Regions from separate parts of the Homo sapiens genome. Here regions 1, 2, 4 and 5 are each linked to region 3. Evidence: chromatin contacts called from ENCODE Hi-C or POLR2A ChIA-PET data. All regions are on one chromosome and are shown on one strand. The core of a region is the stretch at or near the end of the contact, and the rest is flanking DNA. Distances in the headings are between cores, read along the strand shown. Region 1 holds the start of KLHL24 (kelch like family member 24). Region 2 holds the start of AP2M1 (adaptor related protein complex 2 subunit mu 1). Region 3 holds the start of TTC14 (tetratricopeptide repeat domain 14). Region 4 holds the start of ABCC5 (ATP binding cassette subfamily C member 5). Region 5 holds the start of SENP2 (SUMO specific peptidase 2).

Region 1 (2,700 bases), core at 191-2,690, 3.0 Mb after region 3:
TGTATTGAAAGCATTTTATCGTTTTAGAAAAACTAAGAGGACATTGTGATAGATCCATAATAAAATAAGCAAAGAAAGAGGATAATTATTAAAACTCCAAGGAAAACCAAAAGCCATACAAGATGGGAAATTGTATACGATTTGTCTCAACAATGAATAATAAATACATGGTCTCATTAGCGTAAACATTAATGATTTAACCAGATTATGAGAAGGATAGCTTCCTTAATAGGAAATAGTCATACATTATTTGGAAATATATAAATACCAGAAGAAATAGCTCAAATAATTGAATAAGAGATGGAAAAGAGGCCTAAAAAGTATGTTTAAAAGGCCTGTATATAGGCCTTCCATATTATTTCCGCCTCTGGTCATCAGAACACAACGCCTAATTTAATAGAGGCATGACGGTATTCATGACATGTAGAAGATAGAGATTTTTAAATTTGGTATCAGAAACCAAAAACTAGTTAAATGGTTGCAATCATCCTTTAAAAGAATACCTGCAGGCGGGGCGCAGTGGCTCATGCCTGTAATCCTAGCACTGTGGGAGGCCAAGGCAGGCGGATCACTTGAGGCCAGAAGTTCGAGACCAGCCTGGCTAACACAGCCTCTACTAAAAATACAAAACATTACCTGGGCGTGGTGGCGGGCACCTGTAGTCTCAGCTACTCGGGAGGCTAAGGCGGGAGAATCGCCTGAACCCGGGAGGCAGAGGTTGCAGTGGGCCGAGATTGCGCCACTGCACTCCACCCTGAGTGGCAGAGCGAAACTCTGTCTCAAAACGAAACAAAACAAAAAGCTTGCAGACACAAAACGACAACACAATGTCCTTTAGGAACTCCATCTACCTTGGAAAACAGGGATTTGTGACAGCTTTGGTCGACGTGCATGTGCGTTTAAAATAAAAAGGTAACCTAGGATTTGATACCAGGGACAGTAACAGCTTTATCAAAAAAAAAGAGGTGGTTTTCCTTGCTCCTTCTAAGGACTGGGGTTTTAGTCTCGTCCACCCTGCAGGCCCTCAGGCCTGATTTCCGATTGTCTATCAAAGGGTCAAATAAAAAGCTCTCTAAGCTTCGACCCAAGCTTTAAAGTCGAAGGGCTGATCGCGGGCTTTTTCCTTGGGACGTGGCAGGGGCCTTTGAGGGAAGGAAAGAAACGACTCTGGCTTCTCACTCGGCTCCTTACACAAGAGGCATTTTTTTAACTGTCTCTGCTTAAAACAAGGTGTTTTTGAGTCAGCAGCCCTTTGGGTGGGTCTCGTCCTCTTGGGCACCCGACACCCACCCCACGGCGGGAGCCCCAGGTGGCCCCGGAGGCCACCGGGAAGCGTGAACTACATCTCCCAGGGTTCCCCGGGGCGGAGGACGCCCACCCGGATTGGCCAGGGTTCGCTGACGCTCAGTGTTTTGGCCCGGACGGTCACATGTTTCCTTTGTTGTGAGCTGCGGCAGAGACTGGTGGCTGGAGGAGACGCCGGCGCTGGAGAGTGCGCTGCGCCGCCCGCCGCTGAGGGACCGCGGGGTTAGCCACTGCTGGCTGCTTCCAGTGTTCGCCGAGAGGTACCGGGGGTGACAGCTCCGGGACCGGCCGAAAGGCGAGGAACCGGTCAGAGTCTGAGTCCTCGGGGGCGGAGGGGCGACGGCGGTCCTGACCACCGGGGTGTCTGCGGGAGGGCAGCCAGCGGCGGCCGGCCTCTCAGAGCCAGACTGGCGGTCTGCGGAGAGGCTGCAGCTGGGCTACAGGGCCCCTTTCTGAGGCGAGGGGCCTCCAGGGTTCACCTGGGGGGTCTTCCTCCCCCGCTTGGTAGCTACAGCCCTGAGGGAGGGCGCGCGCGCCTCCTGGCACTACGGCCCGGAACCGCGGCGCGGCTGGTGCGGCCTGGCTAGGGCGGGGTGGTTGCCGGGACTGGGGGTAGCCGCAGGTGCGGTAGGCTAGTCGCCGCGGGGCCGGGCGCCGCCGGGGGAGGCGGCTGGGCAGACGGGTGCTGCTTGTTGCCGATGGGCTGCGAACGGGGCGCTGCTTTTTATTTCAGGAAGCCCGGGGGAGTGCGACCGCCTCAAATCCAGCCTTCTTGTTTGGTGGGACGACCGTCGGTTCTGTCCGGGAGGAATGACGGGGTCAAGGTGGGGTCCCCAGGGCCGCGGGCCCGTGAAGCCCCATTAAAGCGATTGCGAAATGCACTCGGCACTGTCACCTGACCGTTACCCCCGCCCCCGTCCCCTGCGAGCCTTTGTTTACCACGATCGCGACACCCGGCCCGCTGCGGCCGTCCCCGGGGAGCCGGGGCGGGCGGGGGAGCGGGCGTTCCGCCGGCGCAGTCCCCGCCTAACCTCCCCACCTTCTTACCACTCCAGGACTCAGTTTCTTAATTTAGTTCCTAATGGACCCGCCCTCAAGTTCTGGACACCCCGGGTGAAGACTGTTAACGCGGCGGGGATTGGGCGCCTGCGGCAGCTTGTGGGCGGTACCCGAGGGAGAGTTCGAGTTTTTATTGGCGAGTTTTTATTGTCACTAGGTGGGCCTGCCCTGGGCCATTCTTCCCGCCCCCTTGAAGGTGATCTGGAGGACGCGCGGGAGCGCGCGCTGTCGCTGCTTTTGCAGCTGCGGCCCGAGTGGAGCCGGGTGGCGCGGGTGCGGGAGGCGCGCGCTCCCGCCCCTGCTGCGGGCGGCTGGTAGCCTCGGTGGCCGCCGCCG
Region 2 (2,700 bases), core at 18-2,517, 3.6 Mb after region 3:
AATAAATGGTAGCTATTATTATTATTATTTTATCATTATTATTATTTACTCTAAATTGGTAGCAGTTTAGGGTATTTTTGGAAGATAAAGCTTTTGCAAAGGTAGAAGTGAAGCCTTGAGTGCTGGTTCAAAAATTAGAAGTGCCTGTATTCAGTCACTTAATGACTTCAGGCCGTGACTATGATGTGAGAGAGGTCAGATCTTCATCCTGCCACATCGTGGCTTCTGGCTGGAGGCTGGGAAGGACTGTAACATTTGCAACCAGATCTGTCCTTTCTTGCCCTTCCTTCCTCCCATGACAGGCGTAGTCCTGCCCAAGGAAGGCAGCAGTTTATCTCTGCCTACAGAAAGAGAAGAGCCAACAGATTTTCTTAAGACTCTGCAAGAACCAAGCAGGCCTTTCATGTGTGAGGGTTGGGTCTGTCTCCTCAGCTTGGATGTAAAGATTCTGTTTATCAAAGAGGGGATTTCAAATCCCATGTCAAACTAAATTCAACTCTTCGAACGTCTTCTAAGCAACATATATGCCTGTCACTAGAAGGCATACACAGTCGCATAGGTATAGCTAAGGAGAACATCGGCTCGTTCATGAAAAGCTGTAGCTGACCTCCGGGAAGAGTGTACAGTCATGGACTTATTTGTGAAAAGGTTTAGTTTCTTCCAAGTAGTCGCCTCCTTCCTCCCCGCTCCTCTCCTTGGGTCTTGATCCCTTGGAAAAAGCTCATGTCCGGAACAAATATATGAGAAAAGCTTGAGAGAATCAGAGGTAGTGTTAGAAAGCAGTAAATTCAGCACAAACACTTCTACTGCCCAGTTGTATTTATTTGTGTGTAAAGTGAGGACAGCCAGTCCTGGGACTCTGGAGACAGAAAAGGCCTACAGCAATCCAAGGCTTAACAGATGTGCTTCCACAAATGGCATTAATATCCCAAAGCTCTCCAGAACACAAATAGGAACAGGAGGAAGTGCAGGGACTACAATTCCCAGAGCGCTCAGTGAAAAAAAAAAAAAAAAAAAAAAAAAAAAAAAAAATGAGGCGGGTGGAGCGGTGTATGCTGGAATGTGTATTTCTGGTAGGGCCGACTAAGGCCACGCCTACCCCTTCCTGAGGCGGGGGCGGTTTCTCGAAGGCAGTCGGTAGTTGTAGTTTTGCTAAACCTAGAGCGCTTCAAATTGCAAGCAAGGAGGCCGCGAGGCCTGACGGGATTTGTAGTCGGCGCTAGACGCCGGCGCGCACGCGCAGCCGGGGCCGGGGCGGGGCGGCGGCACTGCGGTGAAAGCCGAGGCAGCGGGCAGACGAGCAGGGGGCGGGCGGACATCTTGGGATCCGGAGAGTGGCCGGGCCGGCAGAGCAGGGGGCCGAGGACACCAGGTGAGCCGGGGATCTGGCCTTATGGCGTGGAGGAGGACGCTGCGGGTCGTCTGCCTCGCCGCGCAGCTTTGTCCTGCCCTGCACTGAGCTGGCGGAAAGCTGCCCACACCCGGGAGTGGCTTCAGCCTTCGGACCCGGGAGCTAGCTGACGGTGGGGCGGGGGCGCCCGGGGCGCGATTGCAGGGCTGGCGGGGAGCGGTGCCCTCCACCTGACCCGCCTGGCGCCTCCCATGAGAGGGATACCGCTTGGAATCCTCCCAGAGCAGGAACGCTGCGCAGCGCCCCCTCCCTAGGATCGTGCCAACCCCCTACCCCTCCGCGCAAGGACAATTTCCCCGTCTCGTAGGACAGTGACACCCCTTTGTGCCGCCGCCTTGCACCGTGACAGGTCTCACGCCATGCGGCACCCCCTCCTCTTAGTTCAGTGGCACCCCGCGGCTCTTCTTCCTTAGACCTGTGACAGCCCCCGCACCCCCATGGCACCATCTTTTCCCACAATGTCCTCCCCAAGGCGAAAAGCCTACCACCCTCTCATTACTCTGCACCTGAACCCCAAGCAGGCTCTGTCTCCCCAGCTTTCCCTTATTCACCACTGTCAGTTCCCCCGGCCGGTTTTTCCTTCTTAAAGCCTTGACCTTTTCCATACTGGAAACCCTTACCTTTACGTTCACTCCACCAGCCCAGTTTGCTGCTGTGGGCTCACCTGAGGACGCTGCCTGGCTTTCACTGAAGGTCTTTCCCCTTAACTAAATGTTCCATTCTTGCCCAAGGCCCCCCTCTGGTTCTCGGGTGCCCTTCGCTACCTACCACTCGATACCTGTGGACTTGGTGCTTTGCCCCAGGCTCTACCTCCATTTTGCATCTCCTCTCCCAGCCTGTTTGGGACTGAGGGATGGGATGAGTCCACCACCTTGAGAGACCGCTCACCCCTCTGGAAGACCTTGACAGCCACAGGAAAAGGCTTTATTTTCCAGTTTAGAAAAGTCCTCTAAAGTACTCCCTGTGAAATTAATACCAGGGCTAATCCAGGAAATCTAAAACCAAATTAATGCCTTTTCTCAAACAGTCTAAATTAATTTGACCCAAATAATTTGGATAATTCAGGCATCCTGACATCCCTGCTTCTTGCTTATAGGCACCCAGGCCAGAAATGAGTTACTTCATGGGCCTGGAATCACGATTTCAGATGGAAGGATTTCTTAATTTTATGAGCCTGCGCCACCCCCACCCCCCAGTCCTTATTTTTATTGCATTCCAGAGCTTTTTGAAAGGGGGGTGGTAATCAGAAATAACTGTAATAAGCAGCTTGGGTGATGGAAGTGTAGTCT
Region 3 (2,700 bases), core at 106-2,605:
CTCAAGTGATCCACCCTCGGCCTCCCAAAGTACTGGGATTACAGGTGTGAGCCACCGTGCCTAACCCAAATTTATCTTTTACAGTTGCATTCTTGTTTGTTGCATTTTCTCAAGTCTCAAACTGTTTACCTATTTGCCTGGGTTTTCCACAAAACAGTGTGGCAGTATCGATTATGTTCTGGGCTAGATCTCCTATACAAAAGTGGTAACACAGTGAAAGGCAAGTTGATTTCCTCAAAGACACATGGTGGGAAGTGGAGAGACTAACTGTCACCGTTTATTTCTGTTCAAGAGGACTATACTGAACTATTTACACTGAACATATTTAAATGGTACAAATTTTATACTGGAATAAAACGAAGCTACATGATCTCAAAATTAGGGTTAGTTAGACCTTCCATATGATAAAATACTCAATCCAGCAACTCTGCCTGAGAAGACCAATTAATACTTCGTTTGGAATCCTAACTCTAGCCTCTTACTAGCTGTGTGCCATTGAGCAATTTACTGGGACTCTCTGAGCATGTTTCCTCGTTTTCTAAAATGAAAAAGTACAATAGCTACCATAGTGGTTAGGTTCTCAAGTCAGTAAGTAAGGGGATGGGGGACCTAAGTTGAAATTCCCTTTGAAAATCACTTGAATTGTCCATAAGAACAGTATATTGACTTTTGCGTACATACCACTATACAGTAAGTCCCACAGACACTAAATTTTGAGCAACCATTGAGATAAACTAAATAAGAAATGCATGTGTTCATTAGTTATTGTAAAACTTGAATGGCATATGCACGTGTGGAGACATTAAAGCCATCCTGGTTTTAGAATTCACAATCACTAACAGTAAATGGGGTATGGATGGAGAACACCACTCCAGGTGCTTAACAAATGTCCGTGTCCTTCCTTTCTTCTGCCCTTAAAACCACCTGGAAACCTTCCCGGAGCAGCCGGTTGAATGGGGTTACGCCAGAGACACAGGTATTGATTTACGCAGAGAGTACGTCGAGGGAAGAAGCTTGGAGACTCGTATAGGGTTCTTACCCTGGCACTGGCACTTAGAAGCACCTTGATGAATACGAAAAGGAATTATTATTTACCCTAGGTTACAGCTCGAGCTATTTCGACGTAATAACGATCCCACGTACACTTTAAAAAGCAAACTTCTCACATACATCACTTCCTGGAAGCCCTAGTCAGCCTTTAGCCCAAGCAATGCTGAGCCCAATCCTTCGGCCTTCCGTAGTCTCGCTCGGTTTCGCGAGATCGAGGCTGAGCTCCGCCGCGCCGCCGTGGGGGCGACCCCAGAACACTTCCGGGTGTAACTGGTTGTGCTGTCTGTGTACTTCCGGCAGCCTCCAGACAGTTTCTTCCGCTTCCTGTACCACCCGGCTCAAGTAGCGGACACGGAACAGGGAACTATCAGCCCGTCGGCCTCCGGGCCCTGCATTCTCTAGCCATGGACCGGGACCTTTTGCGGCAGTCGCTAAATTGCCACGGGTCGTCTTTGCTCTCTCTACTTCGGAGCGAACAGCAGGACAATCCACACTTCCGTAGCCTCCTGGGGTCGGCCGCCGAGCCAGCCCGGGGCCCGCCGCCCCAGCACCCGTTGCAGGGCAGGTAATGAGACGTTGGTGCCACTGCGCCACGGAAGAGGGGACGCAGCTCTGGCAGCCACTACCGCAGCCCCGGGTTTGCGTCTAGAGGAAGTGGAGCCGCGGCCGTGAGCACAGGACGATCGCGCGCTGGTGTCTTGGGCTGGGTGGACGGGGGGCGCTCCTGGGTTGTGCAATGCGGGATGCGGGCTGAACTTTTTCTCTGGCACTGCTTGGTAGAGGCGCAGATTCCTTAGCTAAAAATCCCTTGAGCTTTCCTATCTGAGTTGGAGGCGTCACTTTTTAAGTTTCCCCGCTCTCCACCTCCAGGTTGGTTAATGAGGGAATGCCTAGTTAAAACTTTTTGTCTGAGGTTGTATTGTCTGCAGCTTAGGATGGAGCGGAATGGGCGATGAAAGCCATAAGCAGAAGGTTAGAAGTAAAGAGGCTTTGCAGATAACCCAATTTTCATATATATTTTTTTCTTTTTAAGAAAAGAGAAGAGAGTTGACAACATCGAGATACAGAAATTCATCTCCAAAAAAGCGGATCTGCTTTTTGCACTTTCCTGGAAATCAGATGCACCTGCAACTTCTGAAATTAATGAAGACAGTGAAGGTCAGTTTAGCCTTAAAATCTTTAAGATTGCGGTTCGGTTTAACAGTACTTCAGGTGAAACGGAACTCAAAACTATCGTTAGTGATTTTGTTAATTTTTTTTTTTTAGATCATTATGCAATCATGCCACCTTTAGAGCAATTCATGGAGATACCTAGTATGGATCGGAGAGAGCTGTTTTTCCGAGATATTGAGCGTGGTGATATAGTGATTGGAAGAATTAGTTCTATTCGGGAATTCGGTTTTTTCATGGTGTTGATCTGTTTAGGAAGTGGTATCATGAGAGATATAGCCCACTTAGAAATCACAGTAAGTTATTTTTGTTACTTGGATTGCTTCTGTTTTTGTTAACGCATCTCAATGCAAGAACTATATCTTTGCATGCAGTTGTGCTCAAGTATACCTGCCAAGATGCTTTTGGAAATTAAATGTTAATTGGAGAAAAATAGTTTAAAAAAATTAGTGTAAGTTACCCAGTTTCTCCCTCCATTTC
Region 4 (2,700 bases), core at 121-2,620, 3.4 Mb after region 3:
GCAAGCAAGCAAGCAAGGATGGATCCCCAGGCCAGCCATTTTACTGATACTATTTATATTTCCCTATCTTCTCGTGTCCTCCTTTAAAGTTGTTGGAATATCTTTTTTAAATGCTCACTTGCCTCAGCTATCAAGAGAGGAAGAAAGAGAAGGGATTTTTGTTTGTAAAAAACAAACCTGTTGTCCAGACATGTACAAGGGTAGAAGCAGAATAATCAACGTGGGAGAACCCCAAAGAAGTGCCCAATAGGGTTGAGGCCACTTAGTCAGCTGCCCTTTTTTACCAAGATTCTCTTTCCACTGATAAAAGTGTAGACACTCTCCCTGCACAATGATACTGATTCAACTGCATGGCAGGAGGAGAGTTGCACGGGATTACCAGACTGGTGTGTGCAAGCTGCAGTCATCCCAACACTCATGAGTAGGTTTCCATCACCTCCAGGCCCTCAAGCTGCACGAGGAAGACACCACGCTAAAGGGATACGTATTTACCACACCCACTGTAATCCACTTGTTGCGTCTCCAAGCAGCCTCACCTTTCATACACGCTGCGGACCACAGTAAAACCTAGCCATCTCCTCCTCCAAGACCTCCTGAAACTTTCCCCGTCGTTCCTGTGCCCACCTGCCTCCAGCCTCTCCGTCTGTGCAGAAACCAAATGGCCCCTGTGTGATAAACACAAAGCCACCCGCGGCTCTGTGTGGCAGAAGCGAAAAGAGCACTGGATGACCGTGGAGAGATCTGGGCTGCGTTCCCGGCACAGCCACGGCTTTGCTGCGCGTGCTTATGTCACGTACCTCCATTTACCCGCTTGCAAAAACGAAGGGGATGACTTACTTCGAAGGTCGCTGGCGGCTCCGCTGCGGGTTGAGCAGGGTGCCCCGAGCCACCCGCTGCACAGCCTCCCAGGTGGGCGTTTCTCTCAGACCCGCTTCGCCTGGGATGCCCGGGCCCTAGGGCGTTCCCACAGCCCGCTCCGGCCTGCCCAGGCGAGCGCGACCCACACCCACGGCCCGCGGGCGCAGCGCCCCCTGGCGGCCGCGGCCAGGGACGTAGCCCGCGTCCCTGCCCGCTCATCCCGATCCTACCTGCCTGTCTTCCAGCACACGACCCCGTCACCAGACCCCGGGCTCACAGGCCTAGGAGGCGGCGGCAGGAGACCAGGGGGAGGCCATACGCCGTTCCCCAAGTCTCCAGTGTCCCCCGAACTGCTCGCAGCCCTGGCCACATCCCGCCACGCCCCGAGGAAATGCAAAGGGGTGATCCCCGTGACAACCGAGCTGGAGGGCAGGGGTGCGGCAGCAGCCATCACCTACCTGCGCCCCTGCTCCAGGACAACCGCGCCAGCCGCTCAACCACGCTCCCGAGCATGAGCCCTGCAGCAAAACAAGCCTTTATAGCGGCATCGGCCGCCACACCGCGCAAGCGCGCTGCACAAAGCATTCCCAAGGCTGAAGGGAACTGTAGTCCTCCTTCCGAGTGCCCAGGGCTGCGGACGCGGCGAAGGACTACATTTCCCAGAAGCGCCGGTGACATCCCGGGGGCGGTGCGGGCTGCCCCTCTTCCCACCGAGCTCCCGGCTCTGTTCCATCCTTCCCCGTGCCTCTGCGAGACTGTCTGGAATCTTCTCAGGGGTCGTGTTCCCTGGGGGAGGCAGCCGGGAGGCTTAACCGTGGCCCTGTGTTCGCACACAGTGCTGTTCGTAGGCAGAGCAGTCCCACCCTGCGTGGCCGTGTAGCTGCCAGAAAAGATCGTGAAGGTCATCGTAGCCCGCGTCTAACCCGTTGAGAGTCGTCAGGCCGGCCAGCCCCAGTTCTTATCTGTTGTGGCAGATACGATTGCTTGCTCATGGTTCGACCCTGCAGTCTGCGCAGATACCGCCTTTCTCACTTTAACACCAACTGCCCATCAATGTCTCGCTGCCTGGTCTCTAGATAATAAAATGCCAGGATCACAGTCTTAGAAGTGGCAAGAGCCTTAGAAATGTTATGCTAACTCATCTTCTTCTTTTTATAAATGAAACTGAAGCTCCCAGAAAGATTGATCCCTTTATTTCTCTGTTTCATCGGTACCTTCAGCATCATTAAATAAAAGCCACTGTTGAGTTCTTCCCTACCTTGTATCCGATGCTTTACATACCATTCTTGTTTCCTTTAATCTCCATTACAGCCCTATGAGTAGGTATTATGAGTTTTTTTTTTTTTTTAAGGAGTCTGGCTCTGTTGCCCAGGCTGGAGTGCAATGGCGCGATCTCGGCTCACTGCAGCGTCCGCCTTCCGGGTTCAAGCAGTTCTCCTTGCCTCAGCCTCCCGAGTAGCTGGGATTACAGGCGTCCGCCACCACGCCCGGCTAATTTTCGTATTTTTTAAGTAGAGACAGGGTTTCGCCATATTGGCCAGGCTGGTCTCGAACTCCCGACCTCAGGTAATCCGCCCGCCTCGGCTTCCCAAAGTGCTGGGATTACAGGCGCGAGCCACCTCACCCCGCCGTATTTTTTTTTAATTCAAAGATTAAAAAAGAAGAAGAAGAAGAGGAAGAGGAAGAAGGAGAAGGTAAAGTGACTTGTCCATCTTTATAACAGCTAGCTAGTTAGCTAGTGTGAAGACACTACTGTATCGTAAAGCAGCATATTCTTGCGCACGGATTGATAGACCAATGCAATAGAATAAAGAGCCCCCAAACAGACTGGTGCATCCATGT
Region 5 (2,700 bases), core at 53-2,552, 5.0 Mb after region 3:
AAACCTTTGAGGATTCTTAGGATTGTTTGGAAGAGGGGACTGGATTTTCTATCACTAAATAGGGTGGGATTTGTTTTACAGTTGATAATTTTTTGATGGGGTGCGTCAGGGTCCCACTCTGTCACCCTGGCTGGAGTGCAGTGGCGTGATCACGACTCACTGCAGTCTCAACCTCCTGGGCTCAAGTGATCGTCTCACCTCAGCCTACCAAGTAGTTGGGACTACAGGTGCGTGCCACCACACCCGGCTAATTTTTGTATTTTTTGTAAAGATGGGGTTTTACTATGTTGCACAGACTGGTCTCAAACTCCTGGGCTCAAGCTATCTGCCCACCTCAGCCTCCCAAAGTGCTGGGATTAAAGGCAGGAGCCACCGCGCCCGGCCTATAGTTGACAATTAACTAGAAGTGTGACATTGGAATTATAGAGGGAGAGTAACGAGACTCATTACTTACTAGCCCAGGGTAGGAGACATTAGTGGGCCGCAGGTTTCATCCTTAAATTTCTGTGAAGCCTTTCTTGAGGACATCTGCCCTTTCCTTCTCTCCCTCAGTGTGTGGTTTTCCTTTCTCTGGCTCCCACTGCACTCTGCACATACCTTTATCACAGCAACCACTTACGGTGTATTGTAATTTGTAATTATCTATGTACATGTCTCCAAGTAGACTGACCTCAAGGGCGAGGGACTGGCGCTGGTACTCAGACCCCGGGTTCAAGTTCCAGCCACGTCTCTAGCTAGTTTTGTGATCTTAGACAAATAACTTAATCGCTCTATGCCTCAATTTCCTTGACTTATAAAACTGGCTTAAGACTCTCTGTCACACGCCATTGCTGGGCATATTAAGGTGACAATGCGTGAAAAGTACGAGGCAAAAGGTAAGTGCAAAATAAAGGGCGCCTAAAACGGTAAACGTGTGTTAATTAACCTGATCTACCTTTACATGTGCATTCAGCAAACACTGAGCACCTAATGTCCTCTGGGACCCCGGAACGCCTCCTCCGGAGTGGAGCAGCCTCACATGTGGCCTGTGGGCCTTGTCCCACGGGCCGGCTCCGGATTGGCTCCGCCGAAGAGAAAACCCTGCCGACAGCCCTTCCGATCTCGTCAGCGATTGGGCCGGGACCGTCCCACAATTACTCTTGTTGCTGGGCTCGGAAATAGGGAGCGGTGCTAGGTTGCGCGTGCGCAGATTGAGAATGGAGCTTTCCGGTCGGGCGGGAGGAGGTGACGTCAGGAGTGGTGGCGGGCGGGGGCCTCTGGTAGCCCTGGGGACGCTGTATCTGTGGGCTCTTGAATCGCGTCACAAATCAGCGACCGAACTCTGGCGGTGGTGGTTAAGACGGCGAAGGCGGCAGCGGCGGCGACAGCTCTGGGGTTTGCGTCTCGGGGTGTGTCGGCCGCCGCTGCTGCTTGGGCCTGGTATGTACAGATGGCTGGTTAGGATTCTCGGCACCATTTTCCGTTTCTGCGACCGGTCGGTGCCCCCTGCCCGGGCCCTCCTGAAGAGGCGGCGCTCAGACAGGTGAGACGAGAGGGGGCTGAGCGCCAGCCTGGCCTTACCCCCTCCCCCACAGCGGGCTCCTCGGCCGTGATAGCTTTGATTCAGCCAGGCTCACCCGAAACAGGTCGCCGGGATCCTAGTGACGTAGTCGCTCCCGCCAGGCTGTAGGGAGGCAGCTCCTGATGAAGGAGGAGCTGGTCGTCTTCGTAGCGGCCGGTGATGGCAGGGTCTTTGACATTCTTGTCAGAGGCCAAGCTGGTTGCTGATAACAAATGGGGCTTTGCCGCTCTTAGGCTGAACACTAACATTGAAGGAATACTGTCTTTGTTGTGGCTCACTGTTTACAAAGCACCCTCGCAAGTGTCATCTGCAGACATTAAGTGCAGTTGAAGTGAGATTCATAGCTTGCCCAAAGCCGTTTTGACTGCAAGTACTGTCCTTGCAGCAAGAAACAGCACCTGTTTTGTTCCAAAACAGCTGTCAAACAGTCTGTGTGTTTGGGGCCAGAAGGGTTTTGTGCTTTAGAATTAGTGAATGAGTAAAAAGGCTTAGGTGCCTCACTCCTTTAAAACAATCACTAGTCTGTACTCTTAAATTCGGTTAAAATTTGGGGGAAACGCAAAGCTATTCTTTTCTTTTTTTCTTTTTCTTTTGGTTGAGACGGAGTCTTGCTCTGTCGCCCAGGCTGGAGTGCAGTGGTGCGATCTCGGCTTACCGCAACCTCCGCCTCCTGGGTTCAAGCGATTCCCCTGCCTCAGCCTCCCAAGTAGCTGGGATTGCAGGTGTGCACCACCACGCCTGGCTAATTTTTGTGTTTTTAGTAGAGATGGGGTTTCACTATATTGGCTAGGCTGGCCTTGAACTCCTGACCTCAAGTGATCCGCCCACCCCAGCCTTTGGAAGTGCTGGGACTGCAGGCATGAGCCACTGCACTCAGCCCCAAAAGCTATTCTTATTTAGCATCTACTCTTTGGAGTGTCCCATTTTATTGTATCGACCTCCTTACCTAAAAATCTGGAAAATAAAATACTATACAAATTCTATGCCCCCTCTTCAACTTTAGTGATCAAGTGTTAATTTTTTTTTTTTTTGAGAAGGAGTCTCGCTCTGTCCCCCAGGCTGGAGTGCAGTGGCGCAATCTCGGCTCACTGCAAGCTCTGCCTCCGGGAGTCACGCCATTCTCCTGCCTCAGCCTCCCC

Evidence for each region. Hi-C counts contacts between places; a loop is a spot of excess contacts on that map. ChIA-PET counts read pairs that join two places held with the same protein, here RNA polymerase II (POLR2A). Pooled maps may share reads with other maps.
Region 1: a loop to region 3 is called in a map of CD4-positive, alpha-beta T cell, with 14 times the contacts of the local background. The contact joins the promoter of KLHL24 here to the promoter of TTC14 in region 3. A Hi-C loop is called at or near these places in 2 of 168 maps with a recorded cell type or tissue (CD4-positive, alpha-beta T cell and naive thymus-derived CD4-positive, alpha-beta T cell) and 6 of 50 pooled maps.
Region 2: a pooled map shows a loop between it and region 3 (19-fold over the local background). The contact joins the promoter of AP2M1 here to the promoter of TTC14 in region 3. A Hi-C loop is called at or near these places in 5 of 50 pooled maps.
Region 4: a map of CD8-positive, alpha-beta T cell shows a loop between it and region 3 (6-fold over the local background). The contact joins the promoter of ABCC5 here to the promoter of TTC14 in region 3. A Hi-C loop is called at or near these places in 1 of 168 maps with a recorded cell type or tissue (CD8-positive, alpha-beta T cell) and 8 of 50 pooled maps. POLR2A ChIA-PET finds 5 or more read pairs at or near these places in 1 of 52 experiments (activated T-cell).
Region 5: a map of naive thymus-derived CD4-positive, alpha-beta T cell shows a loop between it and region 3 (8-fold over the local background). The contact joins the promoter of SENP2 here to the promoter of TTC14 in region 3. A Hi-C loop is called at or near these places in 1 of 168 maps with a recorded cell type or tissue (naive thymus-derived CD4-positive, alpha-beta T cell) and 6 of 50 pooled maps. POLR2A ChIA-PET finds 5 or more read pairs at or near these places in 1 of 52 experiments (CD4-positive, alpha-beta T cell).

Annotation. Positions count from the first base shown.
Region 1 is chr3:183,634,183-183,636,882 of GRCh38, forward strand. KLHL24 (kelch like family member 24) reads left to right here and starts at 1,441. Exons shown (of 8, transcript NM_017644.3): 1 at 1,441-1,611. LOC107986162 (a long non-coding RNA gene) reads right to left here and starts at 2,427. Exons shown (of 2, transcript XR_001741042.2): 1 at 2,353-2,427; 2 at 1-2,102. RefSeq lists an enhancer at 1,287-1,346 and silencers at 1,767-1,876, 1,887-1,956, 2,147-2,466, 2,517-2,700.
Region 2 is chr3:184,173,588-184,176,287 of GRCh38, forward strand. AP2M1 (adaptor related protein complex 2 subunit mu 1) reads left to right here and starts at 1,268. Exons shown (of 12, transcript NM_004068.4): 1 at 1,268-1,372. DVL3 (dishevelled segment polarity protein 3) reads left to right here. Exons shown (of 15, transcript NM_004423.4): 15 at 1-27. RefSeq lists an enhancer at 1,316-1,385 and a silencer at 1,596-1,645.
Region 3 is chr3:180,600,808-180,603,507 of GRCh38, forward strand. TTC14 (tetratricopeptide repeat domain 14) reads left to right here and starts at 1,356. Exons shown (of 12, transcript NM_133462.4): 1 at 1,356-1,615; 2 at 2,084-2,208; 3 at 2,317-2,516. The coding sequence starts at 1,455. TTC14-DT (TTC14 divergent transcript) reads right to left here and starts at 1,306. Exons shown (of 3, transcript NR_183700.1): 1 at 1,096-1,306. RefSeq lists an enhancer at 1,147-1,436.
Region 4 is chr3:184,016,514-184,019,213 of GRCh38, forward strand. ABCC5 (ATP binding cassette subfamily C member 5) reads right to left here and starts at 1,371. Exons shown (of 30, transcript NM_005688.4): 1 at 1,317-1,371. RefSeq lists a silencer at 939-1,108 and an enhancer at 1,589-1,768.
Region 5 is chr3:185,584,993-185,587,692 of GRCh38, forward strand. SENP2 (SUMO specific peptidase 2) reads left to right here and starts at 1,303. Exons shown (of 17, transcript NM_021627.3): 1 at 1,303-1,522. The coding sequence starts at 1,422. RefSeq lists enhancers at 1-161, 162-780, 781-1,399, 893-942, 983-1,382.